Linked DNA regions of Homo sapiens: region 2 is linked to region 1. The links are chromatin loops, found by intact Hi-C in ENCODE. Cell type or tissue: sigmoid colon. All regions are shown on one strand. Links, peaks and the distances in the headings refer to the core of each region. The heading gives the core; the rest is flanking DNA. Region 1 has its middle 100 kb from the start of RGS1. Region 2 has its middle 100 kb from the start of LINC01031.

Region 1 (11,656 bases), core at 2,028-10,027:
ATGTTGAGTTTTATTGAATGCTTTTTCAACATCTAATGAAATGATGATATGCTTTTTGTTCTTCATTCTGTTGGTATGATGTATCACAATGATTGATTTGCATATATTGAACCATCTTATTTTAAACTGATGACAACATAACTCTGATTACAAAATGATAACAAACAGGGAAGCAAAGAGAAAACTAATAGAAACTCTACAGTTTAACTCTATCTCCCCTCCCACTTTTTACCTTTTTTTGTTTCTATTTACATCTTTTTATACTATCGCTTAAAAAGTTGTTGTAGATATTATTTTTGATAAGTTTGTCTTTTAGTCTTCTTAGTTTACACACCACAATTACAGTGTTAGAATATTTGTATTTGTCTGTATACTTACTGTTACCAGTGAGTTTTTGTACCTTTAGATGATTTCTTATTTTTCATTAATGTCCTTCTCTTTCAGACTGAAGAACCCTCTTTATAATTTCTTATAGGACAGGTCTGGTATTGACAAAATCCCTCAGCTTTTGTTTGTCTATGAAAGTCTTTATTTCTTCTTCATGTTTGAAGGCTATTTTCACTGGATATAATATTCTTTGATAAAAGATAAAGGTTATTTTCCTCCTTCACTTTGAATATATCATGCCAATCTCTCCTGGCTTACAGGTTTCCACTGAGCAGTCTGTGGCCACACATATTGGAGCTCCTTTATATGTTGTTTCCTTTCTCTTGCTGCTTTTAGATCCTTTATTTATCCTTGATCTTTGGGAGTTACATCATTAAATACCTTATCATAGTTTTATTTGGGTTAAATCTCCTTGGTGTTCTATGCCCTTCTTGTATCTCTGAATATTGATATCTTTCTTTAGGTTTGGAAACTTCTGTGTTATTGTTTCTTCGAATAAACTTTCTGCCCCAATCTCTTTCTCTACCTTGCCTTTAAAATCTATAACCCTTAGATTTGTTTTTTGAGGATATTTTCCAGATCTAATCGATATGCTTCACGTCATTTCCTTTTTTCTTTTTCCTTTCTTCTTCTCTGTGTATCTTCATACAGCCTGTCTTAAAACTCACTAATTCTTTCTTCTGCTTAATTCTGCTGTTGATAAACTATGATGCATTTTTTGGTTTCTCAATTGAATTTTTCAGTTCTAGAATTTTTCCTTGATTTTCAAGAAATATTTCAATCTCTTTGTTAAATTTCTCTGATAGAACTCTGAATTCCTTTCCTGTGTTATATTGAGTTCACTGAGCTCCCTCAAAATAGCTACTTTGAATTCTCTGTCTGAAAGATCACATATCTCTGTCACTCTGGGATTGGTCACTGGTTCCTAATTTAGTTCGTGTATTGAGCTCATGTTTTCTGGATGGTCTTGATGCTTCTGGAAGTTCATCAATGTCTGGGCTTGTTTGTACCCATCCTTCTTGAGAAGGTTCTCCAGGTATTCAAAGGAAATTGAGTATTGTGATCTAAGTCTTTGGTCACTGCACCCATATTGTACTGGGTGCACCCCAAACCTGATAATGCTGCAAATCTTGCAGACTTGTACCACCTTAATGGGCTCAGGTAAGATACAAGATTATTTTCTGTATTACCAGGCAGAGTATCTTGTTCTCCTCCCTTACTTTCTGCCAAACTGAAGGAAGCTCTTTTTCCATGTTGTGCTGCCTAGCATTGGGGGTGAGGTGATACAAAAACTCTCCTCGTCACCCTAGCTGTTGTTTTACTGGGAAGTGTGCACCTCAAGTCACTGGCTCTGAGCTCAGCACAGCACCAGTACTTGCCCAAGGACTGCAGCCCTTGTAGTCTGACTGCCTTTCAAATGTATTCAAGACCCCATGCCACTTTAGTCAGCCAGTAGTGGAACTAGCTGGAGCTCAGGCCCCTACTCCTGGGGCAGGAGTTTCCCTTCTGACTGAGGCTGTTTTAAATGTTCCCTCCATGGGCACTGGCAGAATTTTGCCATGTGTAATATGTATTCCACTGTGAAAGGGTAGAACGAAGTTCCAGTGCAAATTCCCACAATCACTTCACTTTCCCTCCCCCAAGCACTCAATATACTCTCTCCATGGCACTGCTGGGGTTGAGGACAGGTGGTGTTGGCAATGCAAGACTGTCTTTCCCACTCTCTTCAATGTCTGTTATTTCGATACAATGTTAAAACCAAGCACTATAATCACTCATCTGATTTTTGTCCTTATAAAGTTGCTTTCTTGCATAGATAGTTGTGCAATTTGGTGTCCCTTTACAAGGGGTATGGCGGGGGGAATTTCTGGAGAGTTCTATTTGGCCATCTTGTTCTGCCTTCCTTAAATTCTTCATTTAAAAGAAGTAAGGTTCTTGATTGATCTAGAGAAGGGAAAATGCTATTTTCTCCTTCTCACCCATTCTGGAATATATTCTGACCATAAAAAAATTGCTATGGCTCATGCCTGTAATCCCAGCACTTTAGGAGGCCAAGGCGGGTGGATCACGAGGTCAGGAGATCGAGACCATTCTGGCTAACATGATGAAACCCTGCCTCTACTAAAAATAAATACAAAAAAATAGCCAGGCATGGTGGTGGGCACCTGTAGTCCCAGCTACTCGGGAGGCTGAGGCAAGAAAATGGCGTGAACCTGGGAGGCGGAGCTTGCAGTGAGCCAAGATCACGCCACTGCACTCCAGCCTGGGTGACAGAGAGAGACTCCGTCTCAAAAAAAAAAAAAAAAAAAAAAAAAATTGCTACCATTTTAATATAGCAATAGAGCAGATAGATACTTCAAATTTGTAAATTGCACATGTGAACTGGGTCTCTTTTATTTAATAATAAATGGACAAGGTAAATGGGAAATCATACACTTATTTACTTATTTACTAAGTACGTATAAAATGACTTCTCTTTCTAAGATGCTATAGTATATTAGGCAGGAGAATTTCCCAGATCTTACTATATTCAAAGCATAAGTGATATGCAATTGTGATACATGTTTAGTTCTATTTGTAAATAAAGAAATTTTTATTTATTTTTTGATATCAGATAAAAAGTAGTCCTTTTGCTATTAGTGTTAGGTTTATTAAGGGAAGATTAAGAAATTACTATAAATAACATATGTCTACAGGCTTACCATATTATCTCCAATCTCTTTATTTTGTATGAGTGCTAGAAAAATGAGATTTACGACAAAGCATATAAAGAGAAAGTCCTCTCTAAAAAATTAAATTTAAGAAAATAAACACTAGTCATTTTGTTTATTTAGAATCTCTTAAAGTATGTTTCTTGGAAAACTTCTTCCCACAAGAATAATGGATAGTTCAAGAAAAAATGTTTATATGATCAAATCAGTTTGGGAAATGCTCTATGTTATAAACTCTCTTTTGGAAATTCACAATACACATGCACAAATTAAAGGGTCTGAAGACCCTTTTAAGTTTAAAAAAAAATTGTTTAGCCCAGTGTTTCCCAAATTTTGGATAGCACAAAGACATGTTAGCAAAGAATGTGATCTCTTATAATTCAAAATACAAGATTTTTAAAGATAGTCAAGTGGCATCAGCTAAAGATGAATATGATCTTCATATATACCCCAAATCTCTGTCTCTTCTGCTCGTAGTGTGTAAAAGGTGTCCTGTTTCTGTTTAAAGGCTTGCTATCCCACTTGACTCTGCTTATCACCTAGTTTAACTTTCTCAATGACCTCATTCCTGCATCATCAATTTTTTGTTGATATTTTTCTTTATTGAGATGCTGGTCCACTGACTATGAAAACAATCTTTTTTAACTCCCTTTTGGGAAAAGATTACTTGAAAAATGTCAAGTTATCACCTATTTCTTTGCTGCCCATTAGGGCAAAATTCTTGGAAGTCTGTACTTGATCTATCTTCTTGATGATGTTCCAATGTGTTTTCAAACACCTTCCAGTCTGCCTTTCCTCCACACCGCTCCTCTAAGATTGTTCTTGTCAAAATCTCAAAAAATTCCATGTTGGCAAATTCAGAGAGCCTTTTTCAATTCTTCTCTTACTTCGTATTCAGTAGCATCCACATAAGTGGCCACTCATTCCTTGAAATTTTATCCTTTACTTCTGAGAGATCACACCTTCTGTTTTTCGTTTTTGTTGTTGTTGTTGTTGTTGTTGTTTTACCGTATCTCACTTCAATCTACTTCGATGACTTCACTGTATTCACCAGACTTCAAAAAGTTAGAATTCCCCAGGCTCAATTCACGTTATTTTTGTTTTTCTAAGCTCTTTCTAGATAATCTCATTAGCTTCCATAGCGTTAAATAACATGATATGAATAGATTTTGATTGCCAAATGTATAGCTCTAGTTCTTCATCGGTTCTGAGCTCTAAATTCTTAGAGCTAGCTGTCTGTTGACATTTTAGTGTATACACTGCATGCATCTTAAAAGTAACAAGTCCAAAAGGGAACTCTCACTTTCCCACCTCATCTGTTTCTGTTTTACCTATAGCAATAAACAGCACCACGCTCTACCTAAATACTGCAGTCATCATCATTCCCTCTTTCCCTTATCCCTTAGATTTAATTCATGAACAAGACCTGTCAATTTTTCCCTCAAATATTATCTTGGATACATAACCAATTCTCAAATATCCATTTCTTCAAATATTTATATTGGATAAATATCCATTTCTTGACATCCCCATTTCTACCATTCTAGTTCAAGCTGGCATCTAGTCTTGCCTGGACTAGTGCAATATCCTTCTAACTGATCTCTTTGTTTATTTTCTTGTTTCACCCCAATCAACACTGCCCTCAGTATATGAGTGACTTTTAAAAAAATGTTATCTGATTGATTGACTCATTTCATACCTCATTGCTTAAAAGCCTTCAATGGCTTCCTAAAGAACTTGGAATAAAACACAATGGGCAGGTTCTTCTTTGTGTCTACCTCAGCTTGATCCATTTGCCCCATTTCTCTGTGCTTGGCATTTCTGGTTTCTTTCCTCTTCTCGTCTACCTCAGCTTGATCCATTTGCCCCATTTCTCTGTGCTTGGCATTTCTGGTTTCTTTTCTCTTCTTGTAAACATGATCAGTTCTTTTTCTCCTCAGAATCTTTGTCCCTGATTTTTTCCTCTACCTGAATTGCTCTTTCCCCTATTTTTCCTACAGTCTACCTTTCTTCTTTCATATGTCAACTCAAGCCACCTCAGTCTGTGTCAGTCCTACCTAAAGTTGCCAGCACACACATCAGATTCTATATTCTCCAAGTTTTATTTCCTTCAAAACATTTAAAACGATATATATTGATTTTGCTTATTATTGAGGAGTGATGATGAGTTAGGCTGGGCAGTAATTGGGCATTGTTTTCTCTCTAAACATGCTCCACATACACCCCATACATATCACTGAGGTCACAGGTACTTGTGGTCTAGTTGACCAGTGTTACCCAAATGCCCAGAGCTGTACTAGCACAAAAAAACCTGCTGAATTAGTACTTGTTGGATAAATTAATGAATAATCTTCATTATAAACAAATAAAGACCCTTATTTTTCAATATCAACCCAGAAGATCTAATCCTTGTGCATTTTGATGGCAAGTAAATCTAAGGAGGTGAGTCTATGTAACAATATAGTCTAGATTACAATAAGAAACCTAGTTAAAAGTAAAATGTGGATCTTCTAAGGTGATATATATCCCTAGCACACGGGAAGTATGGGTATGGAAAAAAATTCACCACCAATTTTTGCAGGTTATTTCAGACAACAGTCACACCTCACTGTATCCATATTTCCTTCTCAGGCCACAACTACCAATATCTGAAATTAAAAATCCTGGGTTCCAAGGTTATTTTTCTTCTCTGCTCATCTTTTTCACAGAAAATTTTTTCACTAAGATGTAATTGAGAGATTGGCCACTTGAGGGCACTTTAGCTCCTTTATAAACGCTCCGGAAAAAAAAAGCCAGCTTCCTTTCAGAGAGGCAAAAATCACTTTCCCTAATATTATATCCCTGATTCTGACACTTAAATCTCAAATTCCTAAAATTCAAATCAGCTACTACTAATTCAAGATATCAACATTACTCACTTATGGCATTATCTTTTTCAACTTTCTTATCACAACTCTGTCTTCTGTCTGCTCGCTCATGAAGAGAACACAGCAGTATCCATTTTAGGCTAATGATCAACAACTAGGGTGAATACTAGAATCATGTGGAAGAATTATCAAAATATGCCTTTTTGAGCGCCACTCTGATCCACTCAGATGCACTAAATCACAACCATCAAAGACGTAACATCAGTGTAAGAGTTTTTTTAAAAAAGCTTCCCAGGTGCTTCTGATACATAACTTGGATGAGAACAAGGGACAGGGCCAATGTTTCCAACCAGCCATGTAAATAATAATAATAATAATAATAATAAAAAATCCATACAACTCCTTCTGCTTACCCACAGAATCTGAGCACAAAGTAAAAAAGTATTTACTCCATTCCTGGGTTCTTATTCTTCCTAGATTCCTGGTTGCTTTTTGTTGTTCCAGCTCCCTGTAAAGGAAAGAATTATATCCCCATTTCCACCTTCACCACCTCATTTTAAGCAGCTCTGCGTTGCTCACATTCGCTTTCTAGAGTAATATGCTCAGCTGTGGTGGCACAGAGAAGGAAACTGGCCTAAATTTTGTCATAGGCAGCTAGAAAATATTAAAAAGTAGATTGTGATACCTGGACAATTTTCATGTTATTCCAACTGCGAGGGTGAGCTCTTCAAAAGCATAATGATAAAATAGCCTGTCTTTCATTGGACTCCTCAGAAAAGCACATCTGCGAACCATCAGGAAAAAAAAGTAACCACTTCATCTCTTTACCTCCTTTACCAGCATGGTCTCCCACCTTTGCTAACAGGTACTAAAAACTGGCTCTAACTTAAACAAGAAGAGACGTTTTCTAGGAAGAATCAAGAGTGGTTCTGATATAGGAGTTAAGAAATCACTTAGGCAAATAGTGAGGGTACTGGAGTCTTTGGTAAGGTTTTGCTTTTAATGAAAAGCAGCCCCAAATCATTTTCTTTTCTAACAAAAATCAGCCTGTGAATTCGAGCTGCAGGCATAGATGCCAGCAGTTGTGCCATTCGTGTTCAAAATGGCGGCTTCATCTTCTCTTCTTTTTTGCCAGCCAATGTACAGTAAGGAGCAGCCAAGATGGCGCTGGTCAAAATGGAAAGGACATTTGCATAACAAGGTTAGGGCTGGGTGACCAGCCTTCCCTGCCCACTTCATAAATGTCACACCTGATCAAACCAATCTTTGGGCCCTACGTACATCAGACACCTCCTCCTCAAGCCTGCCTATAAATCCAGCAAACTGCCACGGTTTGGCCTTTTCCCCTCGGAAGCCCCTCTCTCTCTCACTAGAAAAAGAACTGTTCTTTCTTTCTTCCGTCTATTAAACCTTCGCTCCTAAAATCCTCATGTGTGTCTATGTCCCAAATTTTCTTGGTGTGAGACAATGAACTGCTGGTATTTACCCCAGATAACGAAGCTTCAGTTTCAAGATGGAAAATGTTGTGAACAATTGCATCTCAGAAAAGGCAAGAACCAGGGCACCTCTGGGAATCTCTGCAGGCATCGTGGCATTTCCTTAAAGCATATGACTGCCCCAAGGACTGCCATCTAAATTTTTCTATCTGACTACCTTCAGTTCTGAGGCTTCCTCTGTCAAGGTTCTCATTCCCAAGGTAAGAAGTCAGACGGCCTGATGAGGATCCGGTATCCTTCTGAAGTGGAAGGACAGTGTCTGGTGAGCAGGTGTCATGGAGGGCCAGTGGCATGTGCCTGTTGGGAGGGGTGCTATGTGAGTCAAGCTGCACAGACAAGAATAGCATCTACTGTTTTGGCATCTTTCCTTACCACTACATGATGTTTCTCTGCTCTGAGGAGATCACACACCTTGATTTCTCCAAGTATGCTGGCTACAGTCACATTCCAGTGCCAGCAATGCCATTAGCTCCCTTTTTCAGGCCAAATCACATGTATTAGAGAATATATTTATTATTCCCGCAAGAATATGAGATGCAGGAGGGCTGTACATTGATTCTGCATATTTTTATCCCAAGCCTAGGAGGACAGCTCACTCAGGAGACAACTGGAGAGCAGCACCTTCAATTCACTTTTCTTGGAATCTAGGTTGTATCCTGATAAGAAGCATGTGAAAAAAAAAAATGTGTGTGTGCGTGTTGGTTGGGGTTGAGGGAGAGATGTTCAACACTAACATAGAATTAATGAATTAATGATAACATAGTGTCATATTGAGATAGTGAGATGTGCTGCACTTTGGAATAAGAGAGACATAGGTTCCTATCCTGTTTATTTAGCAGATTATTTAACTTGCCGGTGCATCTATTTCTTCCTCTATGAAATGGAGAAACAATCCTATGAATCTCTATGAGGACTAAATTGGATAACGCGTTATGCTGGGTGTGGTTGACTGGCTCCCAGCAGCCAACCCCACCCGTTTCCATGTTCCTTTTTTGTACATAGGAGCTGAGGAGATAAACGCTACATTTAGCAGACTCCTTGGCAGCAAGGGCTCTGGGTGTGAATTGTGTCTGCCAACCAGAGGGAGAAGTTGGACGCGAACGCTTGGCTGTTCCTGCTGGCTAGCAACGTGGTAGGAACAGGTTTCTGTGCAACGGAGTTTGCATGCGTATTTCAGACTTTTCAGTGTTTTGAGATTTGTGACATCACTGCAGTAATGACCTCAGAGCGGGCACTCCTAATGAGTCAGTTGCACATTGTTTTGGCAGTCATCCCACAATATCCACTCAAAAACCGACTTCTCTGGCCCTCCCACTGATTGTCAGGATCTCACTTGCAGTATTAACCCACTTCTGTTTTCAGTCTCTAGAGTGGTTTGTTTCCTATTCTGAGCAATGACTAATATAGACATACAAAGTGCTTAACAGAGCACCTTTCTGTGGCACTAAAAAATGCTTGATAAATATAGCTATTAATATTATTATTATTATCTGGTATTTGACCTTAATCAAGTTGCTTAACCGCACTAAGCCTGAATTTTCTTATCTATAAAACAGGGACTTCTTAAGGAACTGCTGTACAGATAAAATAACATAATGTATGAAAAGAGCTTAGCACAGAGAGTAGGTGCCCAGTAAATTTTGTGTATAATTATATATTCCTTTTATTCATTTTCATTTTTTCAACATATAAATTATTTTATTAGTCGTTTAGCTTAATCCACACATAGTATAACACTATAACAGCATCAAACTGTTGTATGCCAATGTCTATGTTATTGACATGTAGTAGATTTCTAAATGATTTAGAAATGTGTTATACAAGAAGCCAGGTTAAACTTAAATAATGAGAGTTTCTGCAAAACTAATCGACTGACTCTTACCTCTGGTAATTTTTCCTTAGACTTTATTCTGCAATCACTAGAGGGCAGACAAATACAGTGAATAATCAGTACCAGCTAAAGCAGTAAATTCTTAATGAGCTTTCTGAATATGGGTAGAAACCGTTATTTTTCAAACATGAAAATAGAAGAACAAAGATACTTACTATGTAAGGACACAAATATCAGTTAAAAGTTTATAAGTTTATTTTAACTTCATTGTTATATAAAATTAGTAAGCACAATTTTCTACCTCATACTTATGTAAATTTTAAAGTAAAATCATTCAACAACACATACATTAATTTTTAAAATTAACAAGATAATTAAATGATATATATTCATTAGAACAGAGAGAGAAGGTAGCATAGTAAGAGGATCATGAATCTGGGAATACAAAGACCCAAACTCCAAATGGGTCATTTTACCTATTAGTTGTTGTAGGCACAGTGCTTTGGGCCGACAAACTTTCAAGATGCTAGAAAAATGTTTGAAACTTGTAAAATAATTGATTCCAGACTTTGAAATGAAGACTTTTTATTTACACACACACACATGCACATATATGGACACAACCTAACGAGCAATATTCCCAAAACAGTAAGAACATGTTGGAATCTTGATTGAATGGTAATAAATGATTTTCATAGAACTGCCCTCTTTACAATATTGGGTCTTACAACCTATGAATGTAGTACGTCCTTCTGTTTCTTTGTTTATTTGAGTCTTATTTTAATTCTTTTAAATGATATTTTACACTTTTCTATGCAGAGTTCTTGAACATATTTAGAGTTAGGTGTGTAAATATTTTTATACTATTTTAAATAATATCCTAATTTTAATTTCTAACTCTGTTACTGTTACATATAAATACAATTTCTGTACATGGCTGAAGTTATCTAACTTGCTAAATTCTTTTATTAATTGATATTAACTATGTGTAGAATCTCTTGAATTTTCCATATATATGATCCTCTGTTCTGCAAATAATATCAATTTTCTTACTTTGCTATATTTTTATTTTTATTTCTTCTTCCTACTGCATTGCTACATATCCTCCAGTATATGAAGAATTAAATTAATGACAGTAGTCTCCTAGCCTTTTTATTGAAACAGATGGAGAACTTATTTATAATTATACATAATATTTGTTAAAGGTTTTATCAATTTTATTAATATTTTAAATTTAGCAACTTTGATGATGCCTTTGTTTATGTGTTTGTTCTACTCCTTTTTTTCTGCCATGTTGTTTTTGTTTCTATTATAGCCTTTGGATTGAATTTGCTCTTTTTTTTCCTACATTCAACACCATGAAATGGAGGTTTAGTTGATTGATTTTTAGACTTTCCTGTAAAATATAGACATATAGGATTTTCAATTTAAATTTCTCTTTGAACTCATCTTTAATACAGTCCCACAAATTCTACATGTTGTACTTTTATTATGTATTTCATGATATTCCTAATTTTCATTGTGATTTCTTCTCTCATAGTTTTTATATAAACACATTTTTTAATTTTCAAGTATACAGGCTGTTTCCAGTTTGGTTTTCTTTTTTGTGGTCTGGTTTACTTTATTTTTACTGTGGTCAGAGAACACACTGTTATTTTAAATGCACTGAAATTTATAGATGGTTTATGTGTGATAGAGGGATATGAATTTTGCAGTTTCAAAGTTTGTATTACCATTAGGGGAAGCTGCTTTGAAATCTTCCCATATCACTGTGTATTTAATTATTTCTCAATCTAGTTCTGCTCATTTTTATACATATATATGTCATATAGTTTGTCCATTCCAAATTAGAATTTATATTGCCACTTGCTAAACTAAACTTCTTGTAATTATGAAGTAGTCTACTTAATCTCTAGTGATATGTATTGCCTTATAGTCTATTTTGTCTGATATTAATGTGTTTATACAGCATATCTTGATAAATATAACCTTGTTTTGTAGAAGTTGTTGGTGAAGCAGGACAGATCAGTTATATAATTGGTACACATAAGTATAAAAACTGAGTTGAAAATAATAAATTATAATTATTCCACCTGAAGTCCCAGCATCTTCATTCTGAAATTAAATTATTTAGTAATTTTTCAATATTATATAGATTAAAATCATCCTTCTATATCCTTAGACTGTGCCTTTTCTAGTCTTCCATATCTCTTCTCTTCCTTGGTGTGTAATGTTTCACCTCAAAACACGTTTGATGCACTTGCTACTGATATGGACAGGAGATAGGGAAATACTGAGTAAAAGAGGGCAGTTCCCCAGCAAAGGCTTCACCCTTAAGCCTGGAGACCCACAGCCCTAAGTGGG
Region 2 (11,656 bases), core at 2,291-10,290, 930 kb after region 1:
TGGCTGTCAATGAACCCCACATCCTGATATGCTCTGGTGTAATCTCCTCCCCTTGAGTGTGGCTGGACCTAGTGAATTGCTTCTAATGAGTAGAAAACAGGAACAGTGATGGAGTGTCACTTCTGTGTTTGGGTTGCTGCCATTCCCTCTTGCTCTCCTGCTTGCTGCCATGTGGTGAGATGCCCTGTGGAGAGGTCCATGTGGCAAGGAACTGAGGAAGACCTCCAGCTAGCAACTCCTGAGAAACTGAGGCCTGAGTCCAACAACAGGATAGGATCGGAATCCTGCCAACAACTACATAAAAGAACTTAGAAGTAGATCCTGCCTAGCTGAACCTTGACATGTATGATTAAAGCCTTTTTGCTGCAATGAATCTTGGTTATGAGTATGACTACATGCTGAGCCCTTGATATGTATGATTAAAGCCTTGAGAGATGCACAGAGTTAGAGGACCCAGGTAGGCTGTGCCTAGAAACATGACCCAGAGAAACTGTGAGATAATAAATGTTTTAAGCCACTAACATTTTGGGGGTAATTTGTTACACAGAAATAGATAACTAACACAATTAATAAATAGCAGAGCTAAATAATTACTCGATGATTTTGGGTTGTAGAGACAATTTGTTTAATTTAATTCCAATCAACTGAGGTACTATATAAAATCTCTCTGAAGAGTTAAAAAGAATTATACAATATTTCAAACATGTACTATTTTTCTAATCATTGCCCCTCCACTCCACACTCCACACCTAGCCTGAACTTCACTTTATTTTACCTGTAGAGGTAGAACTAAGATATTAGAATATTTCTTTCGACCTAATTACTTGTTAGTCAAATAACAAAAATAAAATAATTTGACAAAAATGCTTTGCATCTCATAGCTCCTGGCTATGTCATGTCAAGGAAAATGAAATATAGCATACATTTGTAATACATTCATTACTCATGAAAAAAGTTACTTCCCATGGGGTGTTCTCGCCAGAGCGCTCCTTTGAGGTGATCTGCCTGGATTACACCAGTCATGATGCATTACATCATACAAGACAGTGGGGATTGGCCCTGTCAAATGCAATGTGCCAGATGGAAATTGTCAAAGAAAATTTTCCTTGAACTTAGACGATACAAAATTTTCACTGCTTCTTCTTACCCTAATTCAAAAAGCATATTGTGGGCAGGTAAAATCTAGAGAATGTGATTAAAGATACTGTGTCAATTACATGTGAACTATTATGAGTTTGCCTTATTTTGTTCTTACAACTTTAGGTTAATATATCCAAGTGAGCAAGGTATAAGGAAAGTAAAGCCAACGTTTATTGAATTAATTGATTTTTTTCAGAGAAATTAAATATAATTTAGAGTATTTCTGGTTTCATTTTATTTCAGGTCTAACAACAGTTTTGTGCAAGTTTGGTAACTCTGGCTTGAAGTTGTTCTGTTAAAGTGTTGTGGTTTTCATTTTTTGATGAATATAGCTGATTCTAAATAATTTAGCTGTTGGCTTAAGGGCAGTTTTAGGATGGTACAGATTTTTTTCTTCTGCTTCTGTATTTAGGACATTCTAATTAAGCATTTCAACCAGAAACAGGAGGTGAGCTCAGGTTATCTTGTGGTTTGATTTATTGGCTGTTCTGATGAAGAAGTTTAGTGGAGGAGGAAGTTGGATTTAATAGAAAACTGAAGCTATTTTCAATGATTCATATTAGTTTGGGTTCTTTTAACAAAAGTGCCAAGTATTGATTGGTTTTAAATATCAACTCCTGCTGGATCAATACAATACAATTCTGGTCAAGATACAACAGAAAAGAAAGTTTATTCATGAGGGTTGAAATTGACCCTAATGATAACCAGTATGTAGTTCTGTAGTTGAATGTTATAAATACTCTTAACATTATTGCTATGGGCGATTGGACAAACACAGCCTGTTAGACCATGAGTCAAATTTACTTACTTTCTGGGAGTTTGCAAGTCTGTTTAGAGCGAAATTGATTTTGATTATCTGTTATTTGCTCAGATTACTTGTAATCAGTCAGGTGTAGCAAGTTATTCAGTATCCAGACACATGTAATCCTGACAAAGTCTGCTTTTCTCACAAAGGCTTCAAATGGTAGTGCTTTCAGGCACCTTCAAGAAACTATTCTAACATTGCATGAAAGATGAAACACATTCTGTAAGTAATTTGGCAGTGGTGGAAGAGGAGAACGGATAATTAATCATCTACATATATTTAATTTTAAACTTATTTCCCTATTTTAAAATCACAAGTAGTTGTTGTAATATACTTTGCTATTTTACACCTCAATGCTTTTGTACTTGCTGTTACTTTTGCTTGAAATTTCCCAAGTTATGTTTATTTGTGATGGAAGACTCATCCCTGGTGTTATCCCTGGAAGATGATTTAAATGCTAGACCACTTCCAACCCCACTCAGATTAGCTGCTTCTTTTTTTGTGCTCATATACTGTAAGTTTACCTCCTTATCACAGACCTTTTTACATTGTATTATAAAATTGATTTACTTGTCTGACATCTCTTTTACCCCTCAAGACTGTAACACTTGAGGTCAGGAAGCACATTCTGTTTAACATTGTAGTCCAAATGACAAGGATAGTGCATGGCACGTAGTTGCTCAACAGTTCTTTATTTGGATAATGAATAAACTAATAAGATTAATTCAACTTAAAAAAATAACAATTAGCCTTTTGGTTGGCTGACAGAGGAATATAACTATTCTACAGTTTTCTCTTGGTATTGTTGGTAATGATATTTTACCAGAAATTTCCAGTAATAAAAAGTTATTGGAAAAGCAATAAAATTCTAACAATATAAAATTCCAATGATAAAATTCTAACAATTCAGAATTTTACAGGTCTTTGGGGTGGGGGATGTACAAACATTATTCTGAAATAAAAAAGCAAAGCTATAAATGCATCACATATTTGGGATTTTGAGAAAGCAATTGACTCTCTTGGGTTAGACCCCAGTTAGCTGAAATTTTGATTGCTTTTGAAAAATAAAGCCTTTCTGATAACAGATGTCTAATTGTGTCTGAAACCATTCATTTTGGTTGTCAATTACTGTTATGCAAAATACTATCCCCAATCTTAGTGATTCATTGTTCTGTGGGTTGGTTGGGCTCAGCTAGTCAGTTCTCACTTGGGGTCATTCATGCAGTTGTAATGAGATGATTGTTGTTGCTGGAATTATTTGAAGGCTTGATTGGGTTGGATGTCTAAGATGGCTTCTTCATTTACTTATCTGGCATCTCACCTGGGAGTGTTGGGATACTGTGGGCTGACTTCCAGGTTTTTCTGTCTCTAGTATGGCATTCTTAAGATAGTTGGGCCTGTTACACAGTAGCTGGCTTCCCTCAGCGTAAACATCCCGAGACTCAGGTGGAAGCTGATGGCTTCTTATGACCTAGCCTCAGCAGTCATGCAGAATCTTTCTGCTATATTCTATTGGTCAAATATGAGTCACAGGGCCAGCCTAGGTCCAAAATGAGGGAACATAAAGGCGTGACTATTTGGAAGCGTGGTTAATTAGAAAGCCACCTTTAGAGAATAACTACCATTTGACAAATTTTATATGGAATGTGATATTCTTCCATTGTGTAGAATACCATTCTACAAATTACGTATCTTTTCATAATTTCCTTTGGCATAATAAATGTTTTAACATTTTAAATGGTGTGGTAGGCAGAATAATGGCCCCAAAGATGTTCACGTCCTAATCTCTGGAACATATGAATATGTTGGGTTACATGGCAAAAGGGAATTAAGCTTGCAGGTGGCATTAAGATTGCTAGTCAATTAACCTTACGGTAGGGAGAACATCCTGGGTTATCTGCGCAGGCCCAGTGTAATCACAAGGGTCCTTAAAAGTAGAAGAGGGAGGCAGAAGAGGAGGCAGAGTTAGAAAAGGAGACGTAACCATGTAAGCAGTTAGAGCGATGAGATGTGAGAAGGTCTTGGCTTTCCTTTGCTAGTTTTGAAGGTGAAAAAAGGGGTCCATAAGCCAATGAATGTAGGAGGCATCTAGAAGGTGAATAAGTCACGGAAATAGATCCTATCAAAACCTACAGAAAGGAAAACAGCTTTGACTTTGGCCCTGTGAGACCTGTGTTAGACTTCCAACTTATAAAACTGTAGGATAATAAAATTCATTGTCTTAAGCCACTAAACTTGTGGTAATTTGATATGGGAACAATAGAAAATAATACAAAAGGCAATGGAAACTTGAGAACAAATAGAAGGTATATCAGGCCTATGTCCCATCCATGTCATGCATATGTTCACTCCCTGAACAGTGTAGAAAATGACTCTTTAGTCCATCAAGGACCTTTAGTTATGATGTAAATGAAGCAATTTCAGGATGCTGGACCATTTTTATAATGTGGACAATGCTTTCTAAAAGGACATTTGATAGTAAAAGTGATATAAGAAGCTAAGGTACAAAACTTATGATGACTTCAGACAGAGTTACCCCTAAAATTCTGTGTTTTATAGCCTTTTCTCTACCTCAATCATTTGGGGTTGGGAAAATTAAATATTTGGGTTAAATAATCAAAATTCCTGGATAAAAACCCTTTATTCTTTCAAGAATAAAAATAAATCTATGGTATGCTTTCTTGTTTTGGTCAATTAAGGTGCAATTAAAAAAATAAAGCTCCAGGAAGGAAGTGTGCATAGGATACTATGTTATCTTTCAACCTTTTAGAGGGAGGGAGAAAACATGTCAGCTAGTTGGATTGTACTGAGATATTTGCAAAGTCCATCAAAGGTGGTAGGGCTAGATGGATCAGGAAAAATTCCTTCTTGATAAATTTTGTGAGAAATAGTCTGTAATCTCATGGACCATTATCTCTTTATGTGTATTAATTTTTATAGAAATCATTATCACAAAATAATATGTTAATATACAACAAAGGAGAAAATCAATTTGTGAACAAATCCCATCTATAATTCTACTATTCAAAGATTTACCTCTAATCCTTTGGTTATATAGTTTATACCTTCCAGATAAAAACACTCATAATTTTTTAGCAAGGGTGGTATTATATATTATTTTATTGTAATTTTAACTTGATTTTAAATTCAACATTATTTTGCTAACTCATTTCATTTCAATAAATATGTCATCATTATTATTAATAAATTTTATTGAGGTAAGTACATGTATAGGATTTACCATCCTTACCATTTTTAAGTGTACAGTTAAGTGGTAATAACTACATTTACATATCTCTATATATAATTTTCCCTTCATCATCCCTCCTTCTTATCCTTCCTGGCCTTTGGTAGCCACCAATTTAATTTCTATCTTCATGAGATCCACATTTCTAGCTGCCACATATGAGTGACAACATGGGATATTTGTCTTTCTGTGCTTGGCTTATTTCACTTAACATAATGACATTATTATTATTCTTGATGGCTGCATTGGTATTTCACTATATGAATGTACCATAATTTATTTAATCAATTGACATTGTTTGCCACTACACACTGTTGCTCAGCAATGCTGGAATAAACTTTCTTGCTCATAACATTTTTGAGCCTTTGTCAAATTTTTTTTTTGGATACTTTTCTAAAAATAGACTTTTAGGATTAATGTGCATGCATTTTAAAGCATTTTGATATACTCTACAGTTATTTTATCAAGCGAAAATTTCTGTTACCGTAAAGGACATTTTCCTGATCCCTCCTAGTTATTTGATCATTTTGTTCTCGGTAACATAAACAACTCTTCTTTCACATGCCAACGTGTGTCTTGGATGACCACTAGAGGTCGTCTAACAAATTAAATATTTCACTTGTGGCTCACATTTTTCAGTCAGAGGTTGACCTTTGTGTAAATCAGAGAGAAAAATAGTCTAGAGTTAATGCTTGCTAACTCCAATAACATTTAACATTAAAGTCAAATCTCTTTCCTCCCTCCACACCATCACCCACTTTTTAAAAAATGCCTTTGTGTCTGTGGATAACTCAACAGCCTTTGACTGTATTTTCTCTGTAGTAGAGAGGTTGTTTATGGCTTATTTGGAATATGTTTCTTTTTCTTGCACTTACTTGTTACTTTCACATATTTGGTCTCTTATACTTACTTAGTTTATGCCAAACAGCAAATCTAAGAAATCTTGAAGTAAAAATGCCTGTAAATTATTTTGAGCTGTTTTATTAAGGTGGTAGTTTTGCTATTGCATTTCTCCTGCCCCTCTATAATGATGTAGACTATATATGGAGGTACCAGAATTTAAGCAATTGGCATTGCTTTGTTAATACATTTACATCTTGATGAATATGCCATCATCATCATCATTTTTGGAGGCTGCAGTAATTACATGTTATAACCATTTAACATTGGTTTAAATATGTGAGAATTATTTCTTTCTATGCGCTATCATTCTATACATACGGGAAATAAGACAGAAAAGATTACGCAGCAAATATAAACGATTAAAAAATTTAAAAAGTTATGTTCTAAAAATCATCTATGATTTGTTTGGAGATAGGTTAGAGGTGACAAACACCATCTGTGATGGTAAGTTTTATGTGTTAATATGACTAGGCCATGGGATGCCCTGATGTCTGTTTAGATGTTATTTCTAGGTATGTCTATGAGGATGTTTCTGGGAGAGATTGACATTTAAACTGGTAAATTAAGTAAAGCAGATGGCCCTCCCCAAAGAGCATCATTCAATTCTTTGAGCGCCTGAAAATAACTGGATGGGCATCATCCAATTTTTTTATGTTTTGACAATGTCTAGTTCTGTCACCCAGGCTGGAGTGCAGTGGGGTGATCTCTGCTCACTGTACAACCTCTGCTTCCCGTTCAAGCAATTCTCCTGCCTCAGCCTCCCGAGTAGCTGAGACTATAGGCGCACGCTGCCACGCCTGGCTAAGTTTTTGTATTTTAGTAGAGAAGGGGTTTCACCGTGTTGCCAGACTGGTCTCGAACTCTGAGCTCAGGCAATCCGCCTGCCTCGGCCTCCCAAAGTGCTAGGATTACAGGTGTGAGCCACCGCACCTGGTCGGGCATCATCCAATTCTTTGAACACCTGAAAAGAACAAAAAGGCAGAGGAAGATTGGATTTGTGCTCTCCTCTGCCTGTCTGCTTGAATTGGACGTCAGTCTTCTGTCCTCGGTGCTCCTTGTTCTTAAGCCTTCAGGCTGGGTCCGGAGTCTACATCATCGGTCCTCTGGCTCTCAGGCCTTTGAACTACACCACAGGCTTTTCTGGGTCTACGGCTTGCAGATGTCAGATCATAGGACTTCTCAGCCTCTGTAATCAGTGAGTCAATAACTTATTGATATAAGTTATCTCTATAACCGTCTGTCTATCTATCGATCTATCTATCTATCTATCTATCTATCTATCTATCTATCTATCTATCCATCCATCCATCCATCATCTGTCTATCTCTCTATCTACCTAATCTCTATAGGTTCTGTTTCTCTGGAGAATCCTAATTCACCATTTAAATATACACTTGCTAGATATAGGAACATTAGTTTGTATTTGGAACATTTAGATAGTTATCCATATATCAACAAAGTTGTTATAGTGATCAAGGCAGCAGTGAGCCTCCTATTTTCTTCTCTGTCAGACGTTTTGTCCTACCAAACCCATGGCTGGAATTGCTCCAAAAGTGGCGGCAGGGGAATTTCTGCAGGGAAGTTCCCCAAACCATCCAGAGATGGGGCTGGTTAAGATTCTAAAGAAAGAAGCACTAAACGCCAGGGTGATGAATCTAAGGAATTTATTAGGGGAACTTACAGAGCGCTGCTCCAGTCCTTGTGGCGGACAGTGAGAGAAAGGGGCTGTTCTACCTAGGTATGTCTGAAATGAGGGAGTCATGTAGGAAGTTTTTATCAAGGGTTGAGGAATTTGGCTCAGGGCCCGGGGCCAGTTTCTTTTAGTGTTTTGAGCAACAACCTAGATAACTTTTTCAGTGTCTGGAAATGTTCAAGGCCGTGGTTTCGGTTCAAGCCTGCTGGAAAAAACTGCAGCTGGCGAGGTCACAGAGCAGCCAAGGCACTTCATGATTTGGGGTCAGGACATAGAAAGAAAGGGTGAGGGTGAGTCTGGGGGAACCTGCACAGAAGTAACAGGTTTATCTAAATGGTATATGTAATATAATGTAAATTATATGTATTTTTTGTTATAGTTACATTTTTATAGCACACACATATATGTAGACTTCATGTTTTTTTTAAGGTTAAAGACTTATGATAGTTGGTAGTAAGCTAATTTTTTCATCTTCTTTCCCTGTATTATGTGGAAGAGATTCTTTAGCAATCAATCTTTTAAGATATGGACTCCTTTTTAAAAACACACAATAAAATATCATTTTCCTAGAATCATTCAACTTCTCACTTCTTAATTCATATCCCATTTTCCTCCCAAACAATAAAAAAATTCACATAATATCGTCTGGCAATAATTTCTTGGAAGGCCTTTCATCATGGAAAAATGCCTTCAGTTTGGGTAGGTGCAGTGGTACAAATAACATTTGATTTCAGGGTGACCAGAAAACTATCAAACTAAATTGGCTGCTTATTGAAAAACACTCCTTGTATAATCTTTTTTCCTTACCTATAATCTTGTATTGGCAATGGCATAAGTACTGTGAAAGTTCTTCACAGTTTTCAAGCCTTTTGTTCTTAGGACACCTTTAGACTCTTAAAAATTATTGAGGCCCCTGAAGAGCTTTTGTTTATGTGTGTTATACCTAAGTATGTTTAGTAGATTCAAACTAAAAACTGAGAATATCTAAAAATATGTATTGATAATTTATTTTAAAAAATCCCATTACATGTTAAAATAAATAACATTTTAATAAAAATCTTATTTTCCAAAACTAAAAAAAAAAAAAAAAAGAAAAAACACTTTAGTTAGACGAGTGGCATTGTTTCACATTTTTGCAAGTTCCTTTAATGTCCGGATTAACTGAAGACAGCTAGATTCTGATATCTGTTTCTGCGTTCAATTTCTTGCAATATCACTGATCATGGAGCCTCTGAAAAACTTCGCTATATGCTGATGAAAGAATGAAAATAGAACAGTCAAATAGTATCTTAGTATGATTATGAAAATAGTTTTCACCTCATGGACTCCCTGAAAAGGTCTTAAGGACCCACAGGGGTTCCAGGCCATACTTTGTGAACCACTGTGATAGATTATACAAATGTGGCTATCCTTATACATCTTTATTGTAGAATAAAAACATTCATGAGAACCATTATTGCAGAGTGGTATAGGAGTGTTACAGTCTAGGGTTTGAAGAGCAGCTCTGCTATTCAGTTGTTTTGATATATTGGGAGAGTTAAACTTTTAAACCTCAGTTTCCTCATCTGAAAAATGGGGATAATAATATGTACTTCATGGGTTGTTTTTAAGGATTGGTATTCTTAGATACCTTCAATCTTTTGTGGTTTTAGTTATTATAAAGTTATTACTGAGAAACTGATGGACTTTGGGTATATTGATAAAGGACCCTTTCTGGTCCTCCAAAGTGGAGAACCTGGCTCTGTATTGTAAATTCAGAAAACCAGTGGATGGCAAAAAGATATTGTGGCACCTCTATGTAAAATTACTGCCACCTACTACTACTAGTATTATTCTATGTTATAGTGAAGACACTGAGGCTCACAGCGGTCGAGTCACTTGGAAAAGACCAATGCCAGCAGGAGAGGTGGAATGGTAATCTGCATGGTCCACCTACAGAATCCACACCTTTAACTAGTACCCTATACAGATTAACTAGTACTCCTAACTAGTACCCTCTCTAGGTAGTATTTTAATTGTCATACTACAGATTTTGGAATTTAAATCTAGAGTTTAATTTTTGTCATTTTCTGAGTACATTCCATATTATAGAAAAATTATTAAAATTTACCCCCATTATTAGATTTACCATGGGGCCACTGTTAAAAATAAGGGGTATCTAATGTGAAATTTTTCAGTCATTCACTTGTAGTTAGTCACAACTTCAAGTATTCATGAATATTACCATATTAACTTTAGTTATAATTGCTTTGCTTTGCATCTGGTCTGACTTTGTCAGAATCTCATGTTACTAATTGTATGGATGTGTTCTATGACGTTCTTTCCATAGAGTTTCTCACCTCCAATTGTGTAAGAGGTCTACTTTGTTTTTTTCTAACTAATACCTAATACAAAAATTTTATGTTTATATTTATGTAGCAATTACATGGCTGATTCGTATCTCAGTGTAAGAGGACAAAATTAATCTTTTCTGATGAGTTTTCTTACTTTTATCAGAGAAGAAACATCTGTGTAAATCTGCTAATATTCATTGTTTTTCTTGGATAAAACTATGAGGCACAATTTAGGTGATATATGCAATTTAATTTGTGTTAATAAGGGTCAGCATTACCATCTGGACTATAAAATAAGATCACTTCTTGAGGAAAAGAAATTATGGAATTTCTAAACTTGTTATAAGAGTTTCCTTTTAACAACATTTATTTAATTATGATTTAAAAGAAAAGTTCCATTCTTTGAGAGACAGTTTTAAAAATATTTCACGATTGAAGTCAGCCCAAATGCTATGAAATAACATGGTTTCAGCAGTTTGAAGAAAGCTCTGAATGAAGTGTGAGACGTTAGAGATTGATCATAGTTCCTGTGTGTGCTGGCTCCCACTACTTTAAAAGTTTCTGGCCTTCTTTGCCATCTCATCTCCTCTAAGCATTTTGTTTTTAATCTCTATTTAACCCTGAACTGAGTAAGTCTTTCCTCTCCAGGGTTTTTCATTGATCAAAGGCGTCAACAGCCTTCTTCCTCTGCGACTAATTCTCTCTAAAACAGACAAACCCCTACCACGCTGAGTCTATAAGGTTTCTAAATTGTTTCTTATGTGTTTCCATTTCTCTCTTCTGCACCCATTTCAACCCTTACTTCCAGCCCATCTTCATCTATATTTGCTATAAGCAAGCAGACTTTTCCTGTGTTAGATTAAGTTAAAACCCCAAATATTTTGTAAGATAGTTTTAAAAAAATTGTAGTTTTGAGGTGTAATTTTTGTTGTTGTTGCTTTGAACTAATTTTTCTAATGGGTCCCAAATTAATTAGATGACATACAGTTTTATATATCAGCCTTTATAATGTGGTATAGAATGATTATATATCATTCTTATACTTCTGGGGATTGTTAAACTGAAAGTGTTTTTAAATGATTTCCATCATGTGATTTTAAGTAGAACAGATCTAAATATTCAGCTTAGAGAAGTATTTTAAAAACTTCCTCTGATGGTTTGGTTTACATGTAGGTGATTGGTTTTAATTTTAATGAGTTATTATCTTTTTGACTTCAGAGTACACAATAAGAAAGAGAACACTGGTTGCAGTAGACATGAGACTATGCAGATGAACAATATTTTTGATGTACTGAAAGAATTGCTCATTTTACACCTGGGAAAATGATTGAGGATTTTAAAGTTTTATTTTCCCAGAAATAGCAAGAAGAACTGCTTTTTAAAGAGCCACACTGAAGACATGGATTTTAGGATTTCTTCCTCAAAATCCCAGAGGGAAAAAGGACCCTAAGTACAGTTCTCTAAAAGACATAATGCAATTATAAAAATCATGTCTCAGATTAACACAGCCTATCATATATGGGAGCCAATGTCTT

The links. A loop is a pair of places that touch in the nucleus more often than their neighbours do. Peaks named below come from ENCODE experiments on the same cell type or tissue, not always from the same donor. Only the 100,000 strongest peaks of a DNase experiment are listed, where the experiment ranks them.
Region 2: a loop joins it to region 1, with 5 times the contacts of the local background. A loop is called at or near these places in 2 of 110 quality-filtered maps.

The regions. Positions count from the first base shown.
Region 1 is chr1:192,468,421-192,480,076 of GRCh38, forward strand. No RefSeq gene overlaps it. Among named protein-coding and RNA genes, the nearest start is that of RGS1, 100 kb to the right of the region's middle. In sigmoid colon, for the core only: CTCF peaks have their summits at 5,842 (motif pointing right) and 9,388 (motif pointing right); a DNase peak (open chromatin) is centred at 8,621.
Region 2 is chr1:193,401,229-193,412,884 of GRCh38, forward strand. No RefSeq gene overlaps it. Among named protein-coding and RNA genes, the nearest start is that of LINC01031, 100 kb to the left of the region's middle. In sigmoid colon, for the core only: a CTCF peak has its summit at 5,774 (motif pointing right); a DNase peak (open chromatin) is centred at 7,913; H3K4me3 peaks cover 700 bases.